4 separate regions of the Homo sapiens genome follow, and all the other regions are linked to region 1. The links are chromatin contacts, found by Hi-C or POLR2A ChIA-PET in ENCODE. All regions are on one chromosome and are shown on one strand. Each heading gives the region's core, a stretch centred on a gene start or an enhancer-like site at or near the end of the contact. The rest is flanking DNA. Distances are from core to core; before and after follow the strand shown. Region 1 holds the start of CYCS (cytochrome c, somatic). Region 2 holds the start of RAPGEF5 (Rap guanine nucleotide exchange factor 5). Region 3 holds the start of TAX1BP1-AS1 (TAX1BP1 antisense RNA 1). Region 4 holds the start of TOMM7 (translocase of outer mitochondrial membrane 7).

Evidence for each region. Hi-C counts contacts between places; a loop is a spot of excess contacts on that map. ChIA-PET counts read pairs that join two places held with the same protein, here RNA polymerase II (POLR2A). Pooled maps may share reads with other maps.
Region 2: a loop to region 1 is called in a pooled map, with 4 times the contacts of the local background. The contact joins the promoter of RAPGEF5 here to the promoter of CYCS in region 1. A Hi-C loop is called at or near these places in 1 of 37 single-sample maps with no recorded cell type and 1 of 50 pooled maps. POLR2A ChIA-PET finds 5 or more read pairs at or near these places in 1 of 52 experiments (A673).
Region 3: a map of CD8-positive, alpha-beta T cell shows a loop between it and region 1 (11-fold over the local background). The contact joins the promoter of TAX1BP1-AS1 here to the promoter of CYCS in region 1. A Hi-C loop is called at or near these places in 2 of 168 maps with a recorded cell type or tissue (CD8-positive, alpha-beta T cell and naive thymus-derived CD4-positive, alpha-beta T cell) and 10 of 50 pooled maps. POLR2A ChIA-PET finds 5 or more read pairs at or near these places in 1 of 52 experiments (MCF 10A).
Region 4: a map of CD14-positive monocyte shows a loop between it and region 1 (9-fold over the local background). The contact joins the promoter of TOMM7 here to the promoter of CYCS in region 1. A Hi-C loop is called at or near these places in 1 of 168 maps with a recorded cell type or tissue (CD14-positive monocyte), 1 of 37 single-sample maps with no recorded cell type and 8 of 50 pooled maps. POLR2A ChIA-PET finds 5 or more read pairs at or near these places in 1 of 52 experiments (BJ).

What each region holds. Positions count from the first base shown.
Region 1 is chr7:25,124,010-25,129,052 of GRCh38, forward strand. It overlaps CYCS (cytochrome c, somatic), which reads right to left and starts at 1,251. Exons shown (of 3, transcript NM_018947.6): 1 at 1,191-1,251; 2 at 1-118. The coding sequence starts at 110. It also overlaps a transcript of SPMIP4 not described here. RefSeq lists enhancers at 176-720, 721-1,264, 1,412-1,661.
Region 2 is chr7:22,354,272-22,359,314 of GRCh38, forward strand. RAPGEF5 (Rap guanine nucleotide exchange factor 5) reads right to left here and starts at 2,883. Exons shown (of 26, transcript NM_012294.5): 1 at 2,559-2,883. The coding sequence starts at 2,789. RefSeq lists an enhancer at 2,159-2,228 and silencers at 2,349-2,578, 2,639-3,028.
Region 3 is chr7:27,738,098-27,743,140 of GRCh38, forward strand. It overlaps TAX1BP1-AS1 (TAX1BP1 antisense RNA 1), which reads right to left and starts at 2,578. Exons shown (of 2, transcript NR_187572.1): 1 at 1,919-2,578. It overlaps TAX1BP1 (Tax1 binding protein 1), which reads left to right and starts at 2,065. Exons shown (of 17, transcript NM_006024.7): 1 at 2,065-2,172. RefSeq lists enhancers at 2,000-2,862, 2,079-2,348, 2,863-3,726 and a silencer at 2,516-2,748.
Region 4 is chr7:22,819,712-22,824,754 of GRCh38, forward strand. TOMM7 (translocase of outer mitochondrial membrane 7) reads right to left here and starts at 3,138. Exons shown (of 3, transcript NM_019059.5): 1 at 2,966-3,138. The coding sequence starts at 3,068. It overlaps LOC112267993 (a long non-coding RNA gene), which reads left to right and starts at 3,246. Exons shown (of 3, transcript XR_002956543.2): 1 at 3,246-3,988. RefSeq lists enhancers at 2,619-3,379, 3,049-3,128, 3,159-3,368.

The sequences.
Region 1 (5,043 bases), core at 1-2,500:
AAGAGACCATGGAGATTTGGCCCAGTCTTGTGCTTGCCTCCCTTTTCAACGGTGTGGCACTGGGAACACTTCATAATAAAAATCTTCTTGCCTTTCTCAACATCACCCATATTTAATTCTAAAAACGAAAGCTTCAACTTAGTAAATTTTTCCTCAGGTAACAAATACAGTGTAAATGAATGACCACTCTAGCCACTTAATTACCAATCCATTGCTAATTTATGTCATTAAATACCAGAATGAATCTTGTTTTGCTTTAATACTCTTTATACCAAATATTCTTTAATACCAAAAACATTTTTAGGAGTACCTCCTCAAAAACGTATTTTTGTGTGTATACGTGAAGGAACGTTAAAGCCCAAGCAAAGAGGGAACCTAATTCAAACTCCAGTTTCAGAAGAGACAATCATGGTCACGAAGTCACAGATCTGAAGCTCAAGGGCGAACACATTAAGCCAAAATCACCACAACCGCAACTTTTAAAAAGACCTAACCATTTAATCTTACTACAATGTAAAGCCACCTCTCCCTGAGGATAACGCAAAGCACACAAATGTTTAAAAAGCGGTCCTGGCTGTTTCTATCTGCCCAGGTCACAGGAGTAGCTTGACACTCGAACTTGTGAATGGGAGCTCAGGGGCAGGCTGCACGGTCCCCCGGGGACATCCCAACTCCCCTACCTGTGATCTCCTGGGGCGACCACGAGGTCACCCGTCCAGGTCGGTTTCAAGGTGATTGATGAAACTCCTTCTAGGATGTCAGAACGACTGACGGAAGAAACATGTGCCCACGAAAAGAACTGGCCCCTTATTAGAAGAGCAACAGCTTTTGCCCTCTGAAGAAGAACGTGAAGCTCTAAGCTTCGGCTTTCCAGGAGGGAAGTCTTGCCTATCATTTCCATAGCCCTTCAGCAACCACTACGGAAGAGGCCGCCTCCTCCTCGGATCTGTATCCAAGCCGCCTCCAGTCCCTGACCGAGACCATACCTGTCCCTAGTTAGGGCTCCGCCGCACCTCAAGCCGTTACTCGCCCAGCTCGGTCTGACCACAGTCCAGGGTCTTCACTCCCCGCCCTCCCACCCAGCGCGGGCTCCACTCGAATGCTCCCCGCTTGGGTTTCGGTCGCTCGCAAGTGCGCGCCTCCCACAGCTCTGCCTCTAACCAGGTGCGGCCTCCGCGACCCGCTCTCACCTCTTTTTAGTCGCTGGCACAACGAACACTCCCGCTCCGAAGCCGGACGTCCCCACTCTCTAAGTCCAAGGACACGCCGGTCCGCGCTTAAGTACCGGTGTAAGTGCAACCAAACTCGCTCCGCGCTCCCGCGCCCTGACGTGCGGCCGAGCTGGCGGCTACGCAGTAACGTCGCCGCACCTCATTGGCTCCAGTCCCAATGCCTGCGCCAAGGACCTGCGCGCGCATGCTGGCGAGCATGTTAGGGTGTACGGCGTGCGTGCCCTTCTTCTCGAGGCTTTTCCCGGCCGTTACGACAGGCCTTTGGTCGTACGACAACGAGGTGGTGTCGGGAGAGGTGACGTCACTCGCGGGCCTCTGTGCGCTTGCGTGTGCTGGAGGAGCGGGGAGGGTGGGGCGGAGTCGCTTGGTTGGTGCGTTGCCCTGCTAAAGTATCAGTTCTTGGGCGTGGTGATGTAATGAGCTTTGAGCAGGGCGTTTTGCCGGTCCAGGAAAAGACGCCCTAATTTTGGCGCACCTAGAGGTCTCCTAGCTACCATCTTGTCAGCAGGCGACCTTTACCCAGACTCTGTCCTACTACCACGGCTGGCGCCAACAGCATCCTAGAGGGACAGCCTGGAACCAGGAGTTACACGAGTTGGGCACCAGCTCGTGACCTTGTTCTAGTTCCACCTATACTCTGTTACTTTCAGTCACATTCCAGCTCTCCGCTTGATGGACGCCCCAAGACTGAGGAAGGTGCTGCATTTGCGGCAGAGACAGGATTATCCCTCTGGAACTGAAAAATAAAATTAAGAGGATGCAATGATAACATTTATGTACCTTTTAAAATTTTTATGAGTACGAAGTAGGTAAATATATATATATACTTAAGAGGTACATGAGATATTTTGATACAGGCATACAATGTATAATAATCACATCAGGGTAAACGGTCTATCCATCACCTCAAGCATTTATCCTTTTTTTCTGTTACAAGCAATCCAATTATACTTTTAGTTTGTTTAATGTACAATAAATTATTGTTGAGTGTAGTCACCCTGTTGTATTACTAGACCTTATTCATTCTTCTTCAGTGGCGCCATTTAATGTCTCAGCCCCCCAAGTAGCTGGGACTACGGGAGCAAACCACCACGCCCAGCTAATTTTTGTATTTTTAGTAGAGATGGGGTTTCACTATTTGGTCAGGCTGGTCTCGAACTCCTGACCTCAGGTGATTCACCCGCATCGGCCTCCCAAAGTGCTGGGATTACAGGTGTGAGCCACCACGCCCAGGGCAAATAATATTTTATAACCCATTGTTTTAAACTGATGACAACATAACATTGATTGCATAAACAAAAATCAAAGAGAAAACTAAGAAAAACTCTGCACTTTAACTTCACTCTCCCCACTTTTAAAACTTTTTCTTGTTTCTATTTATATATTATTATACTATGTCTTGAAAAGTTGTTATAGCTATTATTTTTGATAAGTTAGGTTAATCTCTAAGTCTTTCTACTCAAGATATGAACAGTTTACACACAATTACAGTATTATAATATTGTGTGTTTTTCTGTGTACTTACTATTAGTAGTGAGTTTTGTACCTTCAGGTGGTTTCTTATTGCTTACGAATGTCCTTTTCTTTCAGACTGAGGAACTCCCTTTAGCATTTCTTGTAGGACAGGTCTGGTGTTGATGAAATCCCTCAGCTTCTGTTTGCCTGGGAAAGTCTTTATTTCTCCCTCACATCTGAAGGATATTTTCACTGGATGTACTATTCTAGGATAAAAGTTTTTTCCCTCAGCACTTTAAATATGTAATGCCACTCCCTCCCGGCCTGTAAAGTTCCACTGATAAGTTTGCTGCCAGACTTATTAGAACTCCTTTTTATGTTATTTGTTTCTTTTCTCTTGCTTGCTTTTAGGATTCTTTCTTTATCCTGGATCTTTGGGAGTTTGATTATTAAATGTTTTGGGGTGTCTTCGTTGGGTTAAATCTGCTTGGTGTTTTATAACCTTCTTGTACTTGAATATTGATATCTTTCTCTAGGTTTGGGAAGTTCTCTGTCATTATCTCGCTGAATAAACTTTCTACCCTGATCTCTCTCTCTAGCTCCTCTTTATGGCCAGTAACTCTTAGATTTGCCCTTTGAAGCCAGTTTCTAGATCTTATAGGTGTACCTCATTCATTTTTATTCTTTTTTCTTTTGTCTCTTCTGAGTGTGTATTTTCAAATAGCCCATCTTCAAGCTCACTAATTCTTCCTTCTGTTTGATCAATTCTGCCTGTAAGGGACTGCATTTTTTAGTACGTTAATTGGATTTTTCAGCTTCAGAATTTCTGCTAGATTCTTTTTAATTGTTTTAATCTCTGTTAAATTTATCTTGTAGAATTCTGAATTTCTTCTCTGTGTTATCTTGAATTTTGTTGAGCTTCCTCAACACAGCTATTTTGAATTCTCTGTTTGAAAAGTCACATATCTCTTTCTCTCTGGAATTGGTCACTTGTGCCTTCATTAGTTTGTTTGGTGAGGTCGTGTTTACCAGGGTGGTCTTGATGCTTGTGGATTTTTGTTGGTGTCTGGGCACTGAAGAGTTAGGTATTTATTATTGTCTTCACAGTCTGGGCTTTTTATTTTTTTGTATCCACCCTTCTTGGGATGGCTTTCCAAGTATTTGAAGGGACTTGGGTGTTGTGATCTAAGTCTTTGGTCACTGCAGCTATATCTGCATTAGGGGCCATCCGAAGCTCAGTAAAACTATAGCTTTTGCAGACTTGTAGGGGTATGACATTTGTGGTCTTGGGTAAGATCCAGGAGAATTACCTGGATTACCAGGCAGAGACTCTGTTCTCTTATCTTACTTTCACCCAAACAAATGGAGTCTCTGCACTGAGCTGTCTGGAGCTAGGGGAGAGGTGACACAAGCACCCTTGTGGCTGCCTCCACTGTGACTGTGCTAGGAGAGACCTGATGCCAACATAGCACTGGGTCTGGTCCAAGGCTTGCAGTGACCACTGTCTAGCTACAGTAGCTTATGTTTCCTCAAGGCCTGCATTCAGAAGCTGGTGAATTCAGCCAGCCTTGTGTCCTTCCTATCAGGGCAACAAGTTCTCTCCATCTTCAAGTAGGTCCAGAGATGCTGTCTGGAAGCCAGGGCTTGGGGTCGGGAACCTTAGGAATCTACCTGGTACTCTATTCCACTGTGGCTGACCTGGCACCCAAACCACAAGATAAAGTTATTCTCACTCTTCCCTCCTCTTTCCTCAAGCATCAAAGTCCTTCCCCATGACCACCATTGCACTAGCCCATGGCTAGTACTTCCTGGCTATGCCAACATTCACTCAAGGCACAGGGGCTCTTCAGTCAGCTTGTGATAAATGCTATTAGTCCCGAGTTTCTCCTTTCAGGGCAGTGGGGTCCTCTTTGGCCCAGGGCATGTCCAGAAATGCTGTCTAGGAGCCAAGGCATGGAATCAGGGACTCCAGGAGCCTGCTTGGTGCCCTACTCCCCAGTAGCTGAGCTGGTATCCAAGTCGCAAGACAAAGTCTCCTTACTTTTCCCTCTCCTTTCCTCAAATAGGAGTCTCTCCCCTGAAGCCACCACACCTGAAGCCAGCATGGCTGGCTACTACTACTGATTATTCAAGCCCAAAGTCTCTTTAGTCAGCAAGTGATGAATCTTGCCAGGCCTGGGCTCTTCCCTTTAAGGCAACAGGTTCCGTTCTGGCCCAGGGTGTCTCTAGAAATTTCATGTGGGGGCTAGGGCATGAAATGGGGGCCTCCCCCTAGTGCACAGTTCTACCGTGGCTGAGCTGGTATTCAAGTTGTAAGACAATGTCTTCTTTACTCTCCCCTCTCTTCTCCTCAAGT
Region 2 (5,043 bases), core at 1,633-4,132, 2.8 Mb before region 1:
CTCATGTAATGCACAAAGCTGTGTCTTTACTAGTGGTAATGGATTTCTGTTAACTTATCCCTGAAGTCACGCAGCTCCAGTCTGGAGGTATGGCCCATGAGACACAAAGCTGAAGGTCTACAAAAAGATCCAAGCCATGATTTGTTTGCATTAGCATCACTGCCCAATCCAAGGTGGTTAACCAGACAATCCCAGATGCTAACAAGTCACCAACCAACCAGTCTGATACATATTCTACTTGTATCTCTCTTTCTTTCAAACCCCCTGTGTTTTGGACTGTTAAGTGTATGCCCCCTACAAAATTCTTATGTTGAAGCCCTAACCCCAAACATGACATTATTTGGAGATGAGGCCTTTGATAATTATTTAGGGTTAGACTAGGTCATGATGGTGGGGCCCTCATGATGGGATTAGTGGCCTTATGAGAAGAGGGAGCCCTCTCTTCCTCTGCGTTTACCAAGGGAAGGCCATGAGAGGATATACGAGAAAGTGGTCATCTGCAGGCCAGGAAGAGAGCCCTCACCAGAAACCTAATCAGCCTACACATTGATCTCAGGCTTCCCAGCATCCTGAGCTGTGAGAAAATAAATTCCTGTTGTTTAAACCACCCAGTCTACGGTATTTTGTTATGACAGCCTGAGCTGCCTAAGACAAGTTCATATTTCACTTGTTTTTCTCCTTCTTTCAACCCCCTTCCTACTCCTTTGATGGGGAAGATTCCAAAATCACAAAGGTAGTTCCAAGGCAGAAGAAAGGGGAAATAAACAGTCAAATAAATAGTCAAAAAGTATGGGTTTCCAACACTGGAAAAACTGACAATCAAACTTCCTTCAATAAAAACTGGCTATGCAGTTACGAAATGTGTTTGGAAAGTCCCAAAAAGAAATAATACAGTATTAGAATCAAAGAGGGTTAATAAAGCATACATTATCTGAGGTAACCACATTCAGAGTAATTAAAAAATAAAACTAAATAGGTATATTGACAAGGTATACGACACCCTCCCAGGCAGCAAGAAACATGAGTATGAACGCAAATAAATACTATAGATCTATTTATACAGAAACCCTCAGCAATTCTTGTCGCAGACTGCCTGGCAGCCCTCATGTCTTCAGTATTCTGTGCCATGAAAAAGTAACCGTCAAGGATAATAGAAACATAATTTGACCTACTTTTCCCTGGATTCCTGCAAAGTCTATAACTCCAGTTCTTGTTTATTCCGACACCACATCTTGGGGACACATTTCCTCACTTACTTTGCAGGCAATCCTAAATGCCACACATGTTAAGGTCACTTGTGGGCAATTCCTAAACTCTCTGGGTCACCGACTTTAAGAATGTCCCATCACACACAGAGAATCCTCAGAACATCTTCTGAGATGGACCTGGGATGGACCATTTTCCACCTGAGATGGAAAATGCCTAGGAAAAGAGAGATGCAGCCTCGAGAAGCTGAAGACCGACATCAGTTCAGACCCTTCCCTACCCAAAGGAGGGCGCATGAAAACAAGTGGTTATCCCTCACTCTCAAGTTTACACAAACCCATCTCTGAAAGAGCTAGAAGTCTCCCAGCAAGGTCTTGTTTTAAGTCAGACAAGACTGCATTTTAAAAATTACAGCCAAACGGGAAAGAAAAACCACATTGATGCAGCTTCTCATTAAAGACCACTTAATAATAAATTTTTAAAAGATGAGTAGAACCCACCAAAGGTGCCGCCAAACCCTGGTGAGCAGGGAAATCTGAGTAAGTCAGCTCTGTGTCCTGAGGCCCTGGCGGGGCCTCCTAGGTGGCTTCTTAAAGATCCCAGGAGACAATCAGCAGACCTTCCTGCTTCTCTTAAAAATACAAAACATGCCTGACCTGCTCAGGTCATTAGATGCACTTAGAACTCAATGAGGGACACTCCTTCACCAGGAAATCGTATCTGAACACACCATCAGGAAGTCAATATTGAAGGTTCTTGGGGGCGTGCACCCTCCTGCTCAAGAGGGTGTCCAGGAGTATTAAGTGCTGGAGACACCGGAACCCAGGAACTGGAAGCTCACCCAAGAGCTTCCGACTCCTGGGTCTGCCCCTCGGCGGTGGAGACCACCAAAACCAGTCTCGATGCCCAGAGCTTGCAACAGCACCTCCAAAACAAGCACACACGTCGCATGCGTCCTGCAAACAGGGATGCCGCTCGTGGGGCCTGAAGCTTGCGGTTGGGACAGGGCTGGCTGGCTGTTGGACGCTGGACACCTGCAGCTTCCCCTCCGAGAAGAGGCAAACAGCTCGTCTTCAGCCGATGCCCGGTCCCGCAGCCTGAATCTGGGGGCCCTGGGGTTAAGTCAGGTGCAGCCTGGTGGGGGGGAGGTGTGGGGGCGGGGGAAGCCGTCGCTCAGGGGGTGGCACCTCAAAACCCGCCGTCCCGGGCCCCTCTTCAGCCGAGTCCGGCAGAAGGGCGTCCCTTCCGCCACCTCCCCAACTTCCAGACGCCCCCCTCAGCGGCCCGGGGGGTGGGCGCGGGCTCCACGTGCGCGCCGCCCGTGCCCACTCGGACAGGGCCGGGCCACTCACCCGGCCCCCAGCGGCGCTCCGCTTCCTCCGCAGCGTGAGCCCGCTCCGCAGCAGCGCGGGCAGGTCCCTCAGCCGCGGCCGCAGCGACGCCGGCGGCTGCTCGCGCTCGGGCTCCCGGGCGCTGGGGCTGCGGCGCAGGGGGCCGTCTGCCGCCACCACCGCCGCCGCGGCGGCCAGGGCCGGGCTCTCGCACGGCGGCTGCATCTTGACGGAGCCCACGGCCATCCTCATGCCCTGACGGCGCTGCGGCGCCGGGGGCTCCTCTCCACCGCGCTCGCCTCCGCGCGCCGTCCGCGCCTTCGCCAGGAAGCGAGAGGGCGCGACTGCGGCTCGGGCGCGGGGCGCGCTGCCAGCCGCTGCCCATTGGCGCGCGCCGCGGCCCCCGCGAGGCTCAGCCCCGCGCGCCTCCCCTCCCCTCCTCTCTCCTCCCCTCCCCGCCCAGGTGCGCGGGCCCCGCCCCGCCCCGCCCTTTCGCCTGCGAAAGCTGCCTGGGACCTGTCCCCCTCGGATCTCCCACTCGGGACCCGGGAGGAAGAGGGCACCTTGGGCACCGGCTCATCCACAGGTGCAGAATTCCCAGAATCTCCGGCAAACCCGCTCTTCTGTCCTGTCCCTGTCCCCCTACCCCTTAGGCTGAAAAGTCCTGCTTCACTTCTTCGAATAGCCAGGGGTTGACTTGGACTTCAACCAAGTGTGCTGGAGAGTCGTCCGCCCTCCCGCGCGTTTTGCACAGCCTGGCCCCTCATCGTAATCTTTACTCCTGGGAACTGTTTTGGCCAAGGAACTTCAAAATAGACACGCTACAAGGCAAACACCATGAGGCAAAATTGCTTTGCGCCGACCCTTCTTGGCACACGCATCCTTAAAGGACGAAGGGAGAAAACTTTTGTTGGTTATGATAGGTGTTGAGCAGAGTAGCTGCAAGTCTGGTGACCTGAAGGTGAATCTCTGTTAGCATGTCAGAACCTGACCTTCCCTGAAAGCCCGCTGCTGTGATGAATGTGCTTGGTGAACTGTAAAGGCCTGCCGTGGTGTGAATCATTGTTTACACCCTTCCAGGAGGCAGGAATTCTGGATCATTGAGAGTGAAACTATTCCAGCAGTGCCTTAAACGCCAGGGAGTGTGAATGTTCACATCTCAGCTCAATCTGTCTTCAACAAGGGCCAGCCAGGGTGTTGACTTCTCATCAGTGGGGCGCTGGGATCCCCATCTTTGTCTAAGACTTACAAAAGTTGAATAAGCTTATTCACATTTTTAAAAAATGACAAGAATCGTAGGAGGTCAGGGTCCAGAGTTGGTTTACCATTGTGCCCTCAGCCACTCACATGGTAGGTGCTTGGCAAATATGTATAAAAACATGCCATGTAACAAAAAAGGAGGAACGAACTGTGACCTCTGCCCTTAAGGAAGGTAAGACTTAACCTAGGAGTAGACAAACATCCAGAAAAACAAAGATATTGCACTTGTACTCTTGCTAATTGCCAAGTAAGTGTAGGTAAGACCACTTCAGGCCACAGGAGAGAGAAATGCTTCTGGCCTGGGATGGGCAAAGCTAAATCCACGAAAGGAAGGAAGTTTAAACTGCACCTTAAGGGTGAGTGGGGAAGATTCAACCAGGCAGAAGGAGGGTAGGTGTCCTTCAAGTAAGGAAGAAAGACATGAGGCCGGGCGCGGTGGCTCACGCCTGTAATCCCAGCACGTTGGGAGGCTGAGGCGGGCGGATCACGAGGTCAGGAAATCGAGACCATCCTGGCTAACAAGGTGAAACCCCGTCTCTACTAAAAATACAAAAATTAGCCGGTCGTGGTGGTGGGCGCCTGTAGTTCCAGCTACTCGGGAGGCTGAGGCAGGAGAATGGCGTGAACCCGGCAGGCGGAGCTTGCAGTGAGCCAAGATTGCGCCACTGCGCGACAGAGTGAGACTCCGTCTCAAAAAAGAAAAAAAAAAAGAGAGAAAGACATGAGAAAAACACAAAGGTGGTATCACACAGAACTCACTGGGCACTGAAAATATGTCATGCTAGTGAAGGGAAAGATGACATAATGAAGAAGTAAGAGAAGATACCAGAATGGATGCTAGTAACACACTGCAGAAGGCCTTAAACCCTGTCACCTTAAGCTGTGTGTGTTAACTGGAAAGGACTTTATAATAGGACTCCATAGTCCATTACAGTTTCCAAATACCTATCACATGCATTTATCCAAGGCTGAAATTGCATTTGTATGTTACCATGTCAGACTCTATCCGTTTTTACAGTGTTAAGATATTGCAGCTCCAGTTGGTAATTGGTCGTTGTCTTGAGCCCCAGAGTGCCACTCACCCCCATACCTCCAACTTCCCCATGACATACAACTAAAGGGTGAACACCTGGCCCACTAGAAGCCCTCCAGGACACTCAGATTAGTGGGTGCTTGCGCCCCATCACCCCAATGACAACATTGAATCATACCATGAACTTACTCTACTCCAAAGTAGAACACGTGT
Region 3 (5,043 bases), core at 1,328-3,827, 2.6 Mb after region 1:
CCCAGCACTTTGGGAGGCTGAGGCAGGCAGATCACCTGAGGTCAGGAGTTGGAGACCAGCCTGGCCAACATGGAGAAACCCCGTCTCTACTAAAGATATAAAAATTAGCCCAGTGTGGTGGTGTGCGCCTGTAATCCTAGCCACTGGGGAGGCTGAGGCAGGAGAATTGCTTGAATCTGGGAGGTGGAGGTTGCAGTGACCCGAGATCATGCCACTGCACTACACCCTAGGTGACAGAGCGAGACTCTGTCTCAAAAAACAAACAAACAAAAAACCCAAACCCTACTCCCCCAAAACCCAGAAATTCAATTAAATACTAAGAGGGTATCTATTTATCTTGGTGGGAAAAACTTGGTCTAAAAATTAAAGGATCATTATTAAAATGAATGAAGCAAGCTAAAATTCCAGAACAAATACCTTCCTGGGGAAAATAAGGTCTAAAAATTCAAGAAATAATTAAAAATAACAAAGTAAAAATACCTGTGAAAATGTCCTTTGAGACCAGCCTGACCAACACGGCGAAACCTCCTCTCTACTAAAAATACAAAAATTAGCCAGGCGTGGTGGCTGGCTCCTGTAATCCCAGCTACTTGGGAGGCTGAGGCAGGAGAATTGCTTGAACCCGGGAGGCGGAGGTTGCAGTGAGCCGAGATCGCGCCACTGTACTGCAGCCTGAGCAACAAGAGCGAAACTCCGTCCCTCTCAGGGCAAAAAAAAAAGTCTTTCAATTATGGTTTTTATTAAGCATACTGTTTTTCTGATTTCATTAACTGAAAATTAGTGGTAATTAAAAATGTATTACATATAAATAGGAATGTGATTTAAACAAAGAGTGACATCTCTGACAAATTGTGCTTATAAAATTCACTGCTATGTTTACATTTCTTAAGGGACACAGTTATTTCTACTACCAGAAGGTTGCTACCAGTAACGCAAGTGATAACTTATGTTGATTATTCACACCGTTTTCTTCATCCATAAAATAAGGAGACTGGGACTAAATGGCCTATTAAGGTTCTTCTGAAATTCTATGATCAAGTATAATACCCAGCACAAGACCAAGTTCAAAAATGTCAATACACAGGAAACAAATCAGTCTGTAAATATTGAGAACCTATGTTATCAAAGCTAATGTCTTCTGAAATAACTGGAAGTAAAGATGAAAGTATATGAAAGATAATTTTGAATGTTCTGTATTTAGAATGTGCTTCAACATTTAATGCGATCTAATTTACATATCCTTTCTGGTGCTATTGCAAGGTTTGTCAGGGTTTTACGGCAACAGAAGACTATGATGAATTCGAATGGGACACATTTGCTTCTGTGGAGTTACGATTCAAACTGAATGTCCAATATAGGAAGGCAACATATACAACAAGCAAAAGTGATTTTAGAAATAACAGAACGCGGGAGAAAATTCACACACGGAAAATGATACGGATAACAAAAGCAGGTAACTCACAGAAATGCGGCTAGAAAAGAGGCCTCTGCTGGAGCGAGAGCAAATAGAATCAGAGGGCATTAGAACTGAAAAGCTCCTAGGAGCTTTCAGTGAACAAAACTTCATAGCCAAAAAAGCACACGACTGGGCCAGGAGTTCAGAGACAGTCTTGGTGCTCAGGGGTTTGCAGCCCTAGCCGTGTGGTCACTCCCTTGCTTCTCTGGCTATTTCCTTATCTATAAAATGAGTGGGCTAGTTTAGGCCGACTGAGACGCAGACAGGGATACGGTACTGTCCATGGACCTCTGAGCTGCCCTTTCCACATCGCTGGTGAGTTACTTAAACCTCCTGTGTGTTTCCCCCTTTCGTATGTCAAAATAATAACATAAAATCAGAATGTAAATCCAGACGCATTGTTTTGCTGCGATTAAGTTGAACGAAAATAGCAAGGACGAAGTAAGGAGAGAGCCAGCCTACCCGCGGGATGAGGCGTCCCGCGGCGGAGTGGGCTGGGGGCGTGTCGTCGCGGAGGGGAGCGGCGAACCAGGCAGGAGGCGGAAGAGACCGCCCCGTGGGCGGAAGTGACGCAAGGCCTACTGTCGGCTGGGAGGGGAGGTGTAGCCGGTCTTTGGGGGTAGGCGGTAGTGGCGGAAGAGGTTCGGCGGCTGATGGCGGATCAGGATCGGAAGCCTGCGTAACTTTCTCCCTTGATCCGGGAGTCTTTCCACTGGGTAAGGCGCCTCCCCGGTCCACCCCAGCGCCTTGTGCGGGGCGGCCTCCAGCTGCATCTCTTTTAGGGCTCGTGCTACACCCTTCAGCCCCTGTACTGTAGGGGCCTGGCCGGTCTCGGGAGAGGTCTCTGTGGTGACGAGGCTTTCCTTCCCGAAGACAAACCTTCCTTTCCAGACTGCGATTGTGACGGGGGTGTGGGCGACTCGGATCAGCTGTGGAGTTTTGGAATGGCAACGGGTGGCCGCCCCACGCGGTGGGAGGCCCGTGGGACAGGCCTTCGCGATTTGGGGGAGGCGTGTGGGACGGGGGCCCTTTGGCTGGGGACGAGTGACGCTGGCGACCCCCGAAGGAAAAGCTTCTGGTGTCCAAGGCTAAACTCTGGGGTGACTGTTTTGAGGGCAGTGTGGGTTTTACCGGCGCAGTAAGCTGAGAAAACACGTAGGTCGCGTCCGAGAAGGACGCTGGGGTTTGCCTTTGCGGAGAGAAACCCAGCTGTTTTGGTTTGAGTCGCCGGTGGCGAAGGGGGCGGAGACTCCCTGCGCCGCCTACTTTTGAGGGCCGCGGGCGGAGTTGGCGGTTCTGGCTGATGGCCTGCTTCACCTGGAATCCATTCCCCACCCCGCCCCGTTCGCAAGGTGTGGACTAGTCCCGACCGACTTGCACTCCTGGCTTAGGGAATCTGTGGCTAGAGTTTAGCGTGCGCGCGCGCGCGTACACCTTATTAGTAAAAAATTGAGCTTAGCGTGCGTCTGTGTGGGTGTGTGTACACACCTTATTGGTAAAAGTTTTGTTAGAAAACACTGGCATTTGACTTTAGACATACACAGTGTTAGATTTCCGGTTTCACACAGTGGTTATGAATTGCTATTATGTTAGGCTTTAGATGGGAAAATAAATCTTGATTTTTCAGCTGTCTGCATTCTGCTAATGTTAAAATTTCTACGAGCTGTGCACGAACAATTAATAGTTACAAGTTTGGTGCTCAATTCCTAAAGGATTTAAAGAGATCATTTGAATAGAAACTAAAAGTGGGTCGATCGTCCTCAAAGTGCTTTTCGGGTTTAGGGAAGGAGCTTAGGACAGCCTTTCTCTTTCGTTCTGTTCCTTTCAAGGGTAAACTTGAAGGATTGTTTGATGATGCCGACTTCTAATAAGGTTTTATTTATTTTTCAAACTGATTGTTCAACTTCAAAGAACATTGTAGTTTTTGTTTTCTAGTCATCACGTTCTTTTTTTTTTTTTTTCCTTGAGATGGAGTCTTGCTCTGTCTCCCAGGCTGGAGTGCAGTGGCGCGATCGCGGCTCATTGCAACCTCCGCCTCCCAGGTTCAAGCGATTCTCCTGCCTCAGCCTCCTGAGTACCTGGGATTACAGGCGCGCACCACCACACTGAAGGGGTGGGTTGCCCCTCCACACCTGTGGGTGTTTCTCGTTAGGTGGAATGAGAGACTTGGAAAAGAAAAAGACACAAAGTACAGAGAAAGAAATAAGGGGATCCGGGGAACCAGCGTTCAGCATATGGAGGATCCCGCCAGCCTCTGAGTTCCCTTAGTATTTATTGATCATTTGTGGGTGTTTCTCCGAGAGGGGGCTATGTCAGGGTCACAAGACAATAGTGGGGAGAGGGTCAGCAGACAAACACGTGAACAAAGGTCTTTGCATCATAGACAAGGTAAAGAATCAAGTGCTGTGCTTTTAGATATGCATACACATAAACATCTCAATGCTTTACAAAGCAGTATTGCTGCCCACATGTCCCACCTCCAGCCCTAAGGCGGTTTTTCCCTATCTCAGTAGATGGAACGTACAATCGGGTTTTATACTGAGACATTCCATGCCCAGGGACGGGCAGGAGACAGATGCCTTCCTCTTGTCTCAACTGCAAGAGGCATGCCTTCCTCTTATACTAATCCTCCTCAGCACAGACCCTTTACGGATGTCGGGCTGGGGGATGGTCAGGTCTTTCCCTTCCCACGAGGCCATATTTCAGACTATCACATGGGGAGAAACCTTGGACAATACCTGGCTTTCCTAGGCAGAGGTCCCTGCAGGCTTCCACAGTTTTTGTGTCCCTGGGTACTTGAGATTAGGGAGTGGTGATGACTCTTAAGGAGCATGCTGCCTTCAAGCATCTGTTTAACAGAGCACATCTTGCACAACCCTTAATCCGTTTAACCGTGAGTTTGACACAGCACATGTTTCAGAGAGCACGGGGTTGGTGGTAAGGTCATAGATTAACAGAATCTCAAGGCAGAATAATTTTTCTTAGTACAGAACAAAATGGAGTCTCCTATGTCTACTTCTTTCTACACAGACACAGTAACAGTCTGATCTCTCTTGCTTTTCCCCACACATACCCGGCAAATTTTTGTATTTTTAGTAGAGACGAGGTTTCTCCATGTTGGTCAGGCTAGTGTCGAACTCCTGACCTCTTGATCCGCCTGCCTCGGCCTTCCAAAGTGCTGGGATTACAGGTGTGAGCCACCGCACCCAGCCCATCACGTTCTTAAATTGTAGACCGCTGTTTATAGTTCTCACTGCAGCCATGTTTGTAGAATTAACCAGCAAATACCTTTTCCATAACAAAAGTAAAATTTTGGAATTCAAAGTTTCAACCTTTTTAATAATGTTAAAATAATCATGAAAGATCCTAATGATGCTCCTTGTATACTTCTTTTGGGGACTTTGTTGTATTCTTTTGGAATGGATATGTTAAATCTGGGCTTTATGCATTTCTGTCTTTTTAAAGCTTATTTTGTCCCAAATAAACCTTTAGAAGAAGATAAAAATGTCCTCTACCCTAATATGTGTGGGCCAATATCATAGCATTTTAGAAACCAACTTATAAAAATCTAAAAAGTAAATAAAAGT
Region 4 (5,043 bases), core at 1,888-4,387, 2.3 Mb before region 1:
TCTCTTTGCTCTGGCTGAAGGTACTATTTTCCAAGGCTCTTCTACAAACATCCTCAAAAGATAATATGGAACAAAGGGTCATCAGAGCCTCTGCTTATAAGATGTGCAGAAATGCAAGACACCATGGAGAATTGTCTTCCAACAAGCGGCTCATTAAAACCTTTTTGTTAGTAAATGTCCAGACAGATTCTCTATTATCGTGCCACTGCTTGTCATATTTTATAGCACTATACTCCCTGAAGCACTGAAAGTTATGATTGAACCTAAATTACACACAAAGTTAAATCCGCAGTTGCTGGTTTTAGTGAGAGTTGAGGTGGAGGAAGTAAAAGAACAACCTGGAGCCAGGTGTGGTGGCCCATTCCTATAATCCCAGCACTTTGGGAGGCCAAGATCGAAGATCACTTGAAACCAGAAGTTCAAGACCACCAGCCTGGGTAACACAGCAAGACCCTGTCTCTATTTCAACATGGGAACTGGTTTAGACATAAAATTAAATATACAGTATAAAGGAAAAGACAATGATAGACAAGTACTGGAAAGACAACCTTAACACCAATCTCATATAACTTGAATTGAATGTTGGGGTGAAAATCACCGTAACGGTAGTCCTAGGAAGGGAATATAGCCAGTGTGCATAAAATGAAAGATAAACTCTAGTATGGAAAAGGAATGCATTATCCACTCTTACACGAAGCCCCTGGCATGCAGATTGCAGCAACCAGCTACAGCTTTCTAGCAATAGAAACGGAATCTCAAAACAGGGAGGAGGAGGGAACAGTAGATGAAAAGACTTACAGAGAAGCAAAAAACCAAAGGGACACAAAAAGCAAGAGCACGCTAAAATAGGACCTCGTACACGCAGTGAAAAAAGGTGGCACAAAGAAGGGGAAGAATCAAGCTTCCACACCTCTCTTAGCTAAAAGGGGAGCTAGTCCCAGTGTTTGACCAGCCAGAGTAGGCCCTTCTATCAGTAAGTGAAAGAAGTGGGTGTGGGGGGAGGTGCTGCAAGAATAGTGGGGACAACACCAACTGTCATATTTACTCTAATCCTTGGTACCCATACAAAGTCACTAAAATCTAGAAAAGTAATGTTTTTTTAAAAAATTGCACCCAGAATAAGGGAGAAAAACGTCTTTTTAAGTTCTATAATCCCAGGTTATCAGTTGGCTTGCAACTCATGGAGAAATAGAAACCACAGCTGCTTAGTCAGAGTGTACTTTATCTTATACAATGCATGACACCTAAATTAAATAGGAAGCAGCACCTTGTTAAAACCATAGCATTTTAAAATGTGAAACTGAGTTTTACAATTGTCAAACTATATGCTCAAACTGACACAGCTGGGATGAAAAACCTGCTCTTTCCCTTTCACCGAACTGCCTGAGTGGGGCAGTAAAATTAAAAAGAAAAAACTTGGCCAGGCACGGTGGCTCACGCCTGTAATCCCAGCACTTTGGGAGGCCGAGGCGGGCGGATCACGAGGTCAGGAGATCGAGACCATCCTGGCTAACACGGTGAAACCCCGTTTCTAGTAAAAATACAAAATATTAGCCCGGCATGGTGGCGGGCGCTGTAGTCCCAGCTGTGCGGGAGGCTGAGGCAGGAGAATGGCGAGAACCCGGGAGGCGGAGCTTGCAGTGAGCTGAGATCGCGCCACTGCACTCCAGCCTGGGCGAGGCAGACCCCGTCTCAAAAAAAAAAAAAAAAAAGAAAAAGAAAAAACTACAGCCTGGCCGCGGTGATTCACACTTGTAATCCCAGCACTTTGGGAGGCCGCGCGCGGGGCGGAGGCCGGCTGGAGGGGAGGTAGCTAACTTGAGGCCAGGAGTTTGAGGCCAGCCTGGCCCACATAAGCAAAACCCCGTCTCTACTAAAAATATAAACATTAGCCGCGAGCGGTGGCTGCAAGTCTGTAATCACAGCTACTCGGGAGGCTAAGGGGGAAGGATCGCTTGATCCCGAGAGGCAGAGATTGCGGTGGGCAGAGATCGCGCCACTACACTCCAGCCTGGGCACACAGCGACTGTCTCAAAAAGGAAAAAAGGAAAAAAAAAGACAGAAAAGAAAAGAAAAAACTACAGAATAGGTCCCAGTCTGCAACCCTAACTGAAAAATATTAACAAATCCTTGCAGTAAGTGACCGAGCCTGTTGGCACCAGCCTGTAGTCCCAGCTACTTGGGAGACTGAGGTGGAAGGATCGCTAGAGCACAGGAGGGGAAGGTTGCAATGAGCCGGGATAGCGCCACTGCACTCCAGTCTGGGTGACAGAGCGAGACTCTGTCTTAAAAACAAAAACCAAAAAAACCCCAAATCCTTTAAGTGCGCTATAATGGTTAAGACTATGGGCTCTGATGCCCCACTGCCTGAGCCCCTAACTCCCTCAGTCAGCATAGCTGTGCGACCTTGGCAAAAAAGTTTCTCTACGGCTGTTTCCTCACCTGTAAAATGGGGGCAGTAATAGAAATCATCCAAACCCTTCATCGTACAGGTAAGAAAGCAGAGGCATCCAACGACTATTATTATAATCATGCTTTCATGGCAGTGGTACTTTCACGAGGTGTCTCGATTCCCTGAACAGGACTCTTTCCACTTAGGACCACATGGAGCGGTGAGGAAAAACACCCCGAGAACCACCTAGTGCTAGAGAGTGAATTAGTGACTTTCACATCCACTGGGGTCATCCAACCCTCCCTACAATCCCGAGAAATATGACCTCCACTTTAAGGATGCAAAAATAGAAAAGGAGGGATTGCAAGACTGCTTAAAGACCATGCAACTATAAAGCGATAGAACGGGAACTCGAACTCAGGTTAGATCGGCCCCACTTGACCAGACAGCCTCAGGGGCCGTGCACGGCAGTGTCCCCTATTTTTCTCTCCCTCCCCCGACGGCCAAAAATGGGGCTGCTGTCTCCGCCACCCTCTTCCCTCCAGTCACTTTCCCGGTTCTTCTCCCACTGACCCAGGTAAATCACAAGAGGGATAAAGCCCCAGCGAATGGCAAACTGGCTCCCCTTGAAGAGCTGCTGTAGTCTCTGCTTGGCCTCTTTGCTCAGCTTCACCATGGCGACGGCCGTGTGGCGCAGGGAGGACCCCTTACAGCAACCACAGCGTCGGGAATCCGAAAGGGAAAGGAGGTGCGCAGGCGCCACACACGGCCTTTACGGCAGGAGTCGTGAGCGTCGCCAGCAGAGGTCGTAATTCATCGCCTTTAACCTTCCCTGCTCTTCCGCCTCGCCGGCAGTAGTAGGCGCATGCGTGGTTGCGATCATGGCTGGCGGTAACTTCGCGTTTCTGTTACCCATTTTTAAAACGCATCTTCAGGTGTTCCTTCCTTCTCATGGAAGGAACATTAATTAAATTCAGAGGGACTGGGTTTTAGTCCTAACTCTTATTCCTACTGGCTGTGTAACCGTGGACAAATTATTTAACTTCTCAGAATCAGGTTGTTCAAACCTGAGGTTGAACTGCAAAAAGGTTACGAAGTGACACTCAGTAGGGCCCGAATCCATGTTTTCTTTGATCCCAATCTTTTTTAAAAAAATTTCTTTTAATTACTTGCCAACATTTTAGAATTTGGAAATCTCACATGAAATTCTGGACTTTTGAAGCTGAGGAATTCCATTGCAACAATCAAGGAGACTAAATAGGAAATGACACTTCTGTTTGGCCATCTTGCCCTCATTGGTTTAGAATGGCAGTGGTTCTCAACCCTGGCTGCACATTAGAATCACTTTAGGAGAGGTAAAACCATACTCACGCTGGAGACCTACTCCTAGAAATTCTAAAGAGTTTGGGGCTGGGAACTGGCCATTGATCTGCCTTTGAAGTTTCCCAAGTGATTCCCAACCTCTGATGTAATAAATTTCTGGCTGCTGTCGTATTTGAGATTTGACCCCCCCAGGTCTAAGACTTAATTGATTTTTAAGGCTGTAAGACATTTCTAAGACTTTGACTTTTAAGACTTTCCTGCCTCATTCTGAAGGTACGTAGTCGTTTTCTGTGCCCAATGTCTGTGCTCCTAAAAATTTCCCCTTGCTGACCTCTGTGGCTTGCGCCTGTAATTCTGGCTATTTGGGAGGCTGAGGCGGGAGGACCACTTGAGTTTGATGCTGCAGTGAGCTGTGATTGGGTCACTTGCTGTAAGCTCCCAAAGGGTTCACTTTGCCCGCTGCCTGGACAGAGCCGATTGATCAACACTGGGGAATTACAATAAAGAGTAATTCACGCAGAGCTGGCTGTGCAGGAGACCAGAGTTTTATTATTACTCAAATCAGTATCCCATAGCATTCGGGGATCAGAGTTTTTAAGGACAATTTGGTGCGTGGGGAGACAGCCAGTAAGTCGGAAGTGCTGATTGGTTGGGTCAGAGATGAAATCACAGGGAGTGGAAGCTGTCTTGTACTGCCTCAGTTCCTGGGTCGGGGCCACAAGATCAGATGAGCCAGTTTGCCGATCTGGGTGGTGCCAGCTGATCCATTTTGCAGGCTCTGCAAAGTATCTCAAGCACTGATGTTAGGCTTTACAATAGTGTTATTCCCAGGAGCAATTTGGGAAGGGTCAGAATCTTAGTTCCTGGGTTGGGACCACAAGATCAGATGAGCCAGTTTACCTATCTGGGTGGTTCCAGCTGATCCATTTTGCAGGGTCTGCAAAATATCTCAAACACTGATGTTAGGCTTTACAATAGAGTTGTTATCCCCAGGAGCAATTTGGGGAGGGTCAGAATCTTGTAGCCTCCAGCTGCATGACTCCTAAACCATAATGTCTAATCTTTTCGCTAATCTGTTAGCCTGTATACCAAACCTGCACATGCACTCCCTGAAACTAAAGTAAAAGTTGGAAAGAGCAAAAAAAAAAAAAGAAATAGTTTATGTTTTGGTGGAGCTCAGATAACAACAGCAAGGGACAATATAATGACTAAAAGCACAAACCAACTGTGTGATCTTTGATCAATTATTTAATATCTCTGAATCTCAGTTTCCTTACCTGTAAAATGAAGCCAACTATATATATTTAAATCCTTACAAAATTAGTAAA